2 separate regions of the Mus musculus genome follow, and region 2 is linked to region 1. The links are chromatin loops, found by intact Hi-C in ENCODE. Cell type or tissue: left cerebral cortex. All regions are shown on one strand.

Region 1 (2,500 bases):
GTGTGTGTGTATGCATATCCCTGTGTGCAGTGTATATGTGTGTGTGTATGCATATCCCTGTGTGTGTGTGTATGCATATCCCTGTGTGCAGTGTGTATGTGTGTGTGTATGCATATCCCTGTGTGCAGTGTGTGTGTGTATGCATATCCCTGTGTGCAGTGTGTATGTGTGTGTGTATGCATATCCCTGTGTGCAGTGTGTGTGTGTGTATGCATATCCCTGTGTGCAGTGTGTGTGTATGCATATCCCTGTGTGCAGTGTGTATGTGTGTGTGTATGCATATCCCTGTGTTCAGTGTGTGTGTGTGTGTGTATGCATATCCCTGTGTGCAGTGTGTATGTGTGTGTGTGTATGCATATCCCTGTGTGCAGTGTGTGTGTATGCATATCCCTGTGTGCAGTGTGTGTGTATGCATATCCCTGTGTGCAGTGTGTATGTGTGTGTGTATGCATATCCCTGTGTGCAGTGTGTGTGTATGCATATCCCTGTGTTCAGTGTGTGTGTGTATGCATATCCCTGTGTGCAGTGTGTATGTGTGTGTGTATGCATATCCCTGTGTGCAGTGTGTGTGTGTGTATGCATATCCCTGTGTGCAGTGTGTGCAGTGTGTGTGTATGCATATCCCTGTGTGCAGTGTGTATGTGTGTGTGTATGCATATCCCTGTGTGCAGTGTGTATGTGTGTGTATGCATATCCCTGTGTGCAGTGTGTGTGTGTGTATGTGTGTAGGTCAGAGGTTGGCTTATGGAGTCTTCTCAGTTGCTCTCTACTTTACTTGTTGAGGCAGGGTCTCTCAATGGAACCCAGAGCTCACCGATAGGCTAGCCTAGCCAGCTAGCTTGCCCTGAGGAATCCCATCTCCCTTCTAAGCATGAATCGGCAGACCACCATGGTCACTCAACATTTTTGTGGGCCCTAGAGTTCCAGACCCCTGTCTTCAAACTTGGTACAGCAAGCAGTTTATCCACTAGACCATCTCCGCAGTCCCTGAATCTTTGTAAACACAACAGCCATCTTGCCTCGTGGCTGAGCCGGGAGTTGGGAGAGTGACTATCTTGCAGACCTGGATCCTCTGTCACTTCCCAGGCAGATTGTCCTCACACCCTGCCGGCTAGAGCTACCTTCTTCTTCTCATCTTGACAATGGTGGTGGGATATTTTTTTCTCTGAAGCAGGAAAACAAGTGCTCTTGCTGTGTGCCATGTGCCTAGCGCTCTATACAGAAGGTCAGATGGGAATCCAGGGAGATGTGGGGCCCCAGACAACTGGTTCAGGCATCAGCTAGTGGAGGATCAACTTGTAGTTTGAATATGAAATCTTTTCCAGAGCCTGGTGTTTGAACACTGGGTCCCCAGCTGGTGGTGTGTGGGAAGGTGCTAGAACCTTTAGGGGGTGGAGCCTTTCTGGAAGCAGTGCTTTACTGGAGGAGGGCTCCATATCCTGTTCTCAAGTTCACAAGTATGGATACAATGTGATCAGCCAGCTTTCTGCTCAGGACACCTGTCGGCTGCCATGCCCACTCCCCACACCCCTGTACCCCCACATCCCAAAGTCCCTGGTCCCAACATGACCCCTCTGGAACTGTAAAGCAGATCAAACTCCTTCCCTTCAAGCTGCCTTTTGTCAGGGTCTTTTGTCACAGCAACAGGAAAGAAACACACCTCACTCTGCCTCCTGAGCCTCGCTGTGCTGTGCTGTGCTGGAGGATGACGGACACACCCTGACTCAGATTCCTCACCTCGTCCATGGGAGAGAGACGCCTTCTTTGAGGTCTGTGGTGGCAAGGATCTCCTCTGCCTCCCAGAACCTCGAGTCTCTGAGTCTGTGCTTACATGTCTCACTGTCCTAGTGATGTCCCAGCTACAATGTGGCCTCTAGTGCTGGCCTGAGGTTTAATCAGGGCGTGTGTGTGTGTGTGTGTGTGTGTGTGTGTGTCTGTGCCCCTGGTAATTAAGAATTAGTAGAGACACGGCTCAAAAACCAAATGGCAATGTTGCTGATTGTCTTTCTCGGCACTAACCACAGCATGTACGCATTAGGTGATTTCTCTTTGAAGCTTTCTCAGGTGGTGAGAGAGAGAGAGGCTCTCTTCTTCCTATTCTAGAAATGAGGAGACCAAGGTTTGGAAGTTCCCAAGGGCCTGCCTGCTAGCTAGGCCCACATCACTTTATAACCTCCATATTTGGTTAACTACAGTGATTTGTTTTCTAGATGTAAATGAACTTGTGTCTCTGAATTCTTGACTGCCTCGCTGTAGACCCAAGGTAATGGCCAACCAGAAAAAAACCTTTACTGATCACTGAACATTCTTTAATTGTCTACTCATTAGACACCCCTAGGAATGGCCAACTGTGGGCCCTGAAGGGAACTTTGTCCCCTCCACCCCATCTCTCACATCTTTTTCCCTGTATGGTCTACACCCTGATAGTTGACATGGCTTTTAAGGATTTTCTGTATTAGTTCAATTTTCTGTTGCTAAAGATAAATCATTGACCAAAATC
Region 2 (2,500 bases), 82 kb before region 1:
ACCTTGCTCTTCCAGTGCCATCTTTTCATAGATGAGTCTACTTAGAGTAGTCTAGCCTTCAGCCCCGCCCCATCGGGAGAATTCAGACATTACCTCAGACTGCATGCCCTCTCCACTCTATCCACCTTAAAAATTATTCTATTTAGTTTCATTTTTAAATTATTATGTTCATTATAGTAATATAGTTCTTAATTATGACACTATGCAAAACCCAGGTAACCAAAGAGGAATGCTCTGAGCAGGTGCCTCTTTCCTGCCCCTGTGTCCCCTTCTTTTCTTCATGTTCTCTCAGGTTCAGCAATTCATGTCTTCCTCTCTTTCCCACCTCTACCACTGCTCCTGCTTGCCTCTTTCCTGGAGTCACCTTCCCTCTTTCCAGGGCCAGCCCACCCCTTACACCCTGAGCTGCATCCTAACCATACCTCCTTTCTGTCAGGCTACCCAGAATCTTTGCAGGGAAGAGCTTGTCACCAAGGGTCTTTGTGGCGTACCAATCTGACAGTTTCCTTCCTGCCCTGCAGGAGACCTCCCTCGCTGTTTGCGCCTCAGTAGGTATGCACCCAGCTGGGGTGCCCAGATAGGCAAGAGACAGGTTCTTCTGTACAGCCCTGTCTAGCCGAGCCACTGTTGGACCACAGAGACATAATCCACATGACACATGTGCCTCCCTGTGGGTATCTGGGACAGGTGCACGGAACAAGCGAAAGCAGACATGAATCGAGGCATGCTCTTTGCCCTTGGTTTTAAGAGCTGGAGCAACATCGGCATTCCCCAGTTCATGTCCTCTACAGGGAAATATACGGCGGCACTTCAAACCCTAGGCTTACCTTCCCCAGAAACTGGCCACTGAGAGCCCAGAGGCCACTAAGACTCTGCTGAACTAGTTTGGTGATTCTAAGCCTACGACCAGCCCAGAGTGATTACTCTGCTACCTACCACGTGCCTTAGACATTTCGCTTTAATCTAGAACCTCGGAATCGTACTATGTCACGTGAGGGTGGGTGGAGGAGGATGGTCTGCTGGGCTGTCAAACAAGAGCTTCCATTCGCCTAGACAGTCTTGAAATGTTCAGGAAAAGTCTGTCGTGTGTGTCGTGTGCAACTAGCACGGGTTGCTATAGGAGCCAAAGTGATGGCTCCTAGCTGGGTTCAGGGCTGGGTGGGCACGATCCTCCCATCACCAACCCCACCCGCAGCCCCGAGCCAACGCGGTCCAATTTTCCTCCAGCAGGCGGCGGGCTGGTAGCTGTGTGCAAGGCGTACTCTGCACGAGAGGCGGCAGTACGGACTCGACCTGGCCGCGGGGATAACCGTGCGCAGGAGCTGTCGTGTCACTGCGCGGCGGATCAAGCGGGTCCTCGGGGTTCTCAGGGCTCGCGGCCCCGCTGGGCTGCAGTTCCAACCCATTTACTCCGAACCAACGCTGCTAGAACCGAGGATCCTCCGGGGCTGTGGATCCCGGCTGAAGCAGGATCTGGGGTCCGGAGCTACTGCAGCTCCGCCAGCGGCCACTGGGGGCTGCAGTGCTGGAGAGCCCGGCGGGGACAGAGCGCTTCGCTCTGCCTCGGAGTCCTGGGGCGCCTTGGGTTTCTAAGGCTGTCTGCACCGCTGGCCGCAGCTGCCTGCATAACCCGCACAGCATCCTCACAGATCCGTGCGTGCGACCGCTGCGTGTGTGTGTGTGTGTGTGTGTGTGTGTGTGTGTGTGTGAGAGAGAGAGAGAGAGAGAGAGAGAGAGCGCTTTGCGCGCACGCGTGGGGGGGGCCAGTGGTGTGCATGCGGGGAGTGCGGGGGAGTGTATGTGTGTGTGTGCCTGTGGGTGTGAGTGCCTTGCTCACACACACACACACACACACACACACACACGACAGACTGGTCTGAACTTGAAGACATCCCACATTCCAAGAGGCTGCAGGTTCCTGGGGATGCCAGGGGGGTTCTTCAACAAGGAAAATCCTACCCTCATCTTCCTAGAAGGGATTATCTTTTTTTATCCTTTTTCCCCCTTATTTTTTTAAAATCTGGAAGAGAAGAGCACAAGTTGTACTCCCCCTCCCGCCCCTTCTTCTTGCTAAATGCCATGGATATAACTGAATAAGCTGCTCAGGGCTCTCCCCGCGTGGATGGTCCGAGGCCACCATCTGCCTGCCTTCGCTGGATCGCTGCAGCTGGAGCGCTTAGCGTGAGCCTGTCTCCGGCCAGGAAGGATGCGTGGCCGAGCCAAGGAGCCCGGGCGCCCTGCGGAGCCGGCCTTGGAGCCTCCCCGCCACGGGTAGATGCCGCCTTGCCCAGGTGAGTGGCTGTCGCTGCTGCTGCGTCTTGGCGACGCTGGGTGTCCGCGGGAGATGGGCGCAGGGATGTGCGCACCTGGGGGAACAGGGGAACTTTGCCTCTTTTCCTGCCTCACTTGCGGACTTCCTCCATCCTATAGACTCCTGTGGATGCCTTCTCTATTCCATCCTTCCTTCTATATTGTGTTTTGATAGAGTGGGGGAAGGGGA

Evidence for each region. A loop is a pair of places that touch in the nucleus more often than their neighbours do. Peaks named below come from ENCODE experiments on the same cell type or tissue, not always from the same donor. Only the 100,000 strongest peaks of a DNase experiment are listed, where the experiment ranks them.
Region 2: it touches region 1 in a loop (2.9-fold over the local background); 2 of 42 quality-filtered maps call a loop at or near these places.

The regions. Positions count from the first base shown.
Region 1 is chr17:49,012,704-49,015,203 of GRCm38, forward strand. All of the region lies in intron 1 of Lrfn2 (leucine rich repeat and fibronectin type III domain containing 2), which reads left to right. Among named protein-coding and RNA genes, the nearest start is that of Lrfn2, 81 kb to the left of the region's middle. In left cerebral cortex, a CTCF peak has its summit at 1,268; DNase peaks (open chromatin) are centred at 1,100 and 1,376; H3K27ac peaks cover 754 bases.
Region 2 is chr17:48,930,528-48,933,027 of GRCm38, forward strand. Lrfn2 (leucine rich repeat and fibronectin type III domain containing 2) reads left to right here and starts at 2,055. Exons shown (of 3, transcript NM_027452.3): 1 at 2,055-2,291. In left cerebral cortex, CTCF peaks have their summits at 628, 1,301 and 1,501; DNase peaks (open chromatin) are centred at 689, 1,266, 1,485, 1,774 and 1 more place; H3K4me3 peaks cover 1,730 bases; H3K27ac peaks cover 1,567 bases.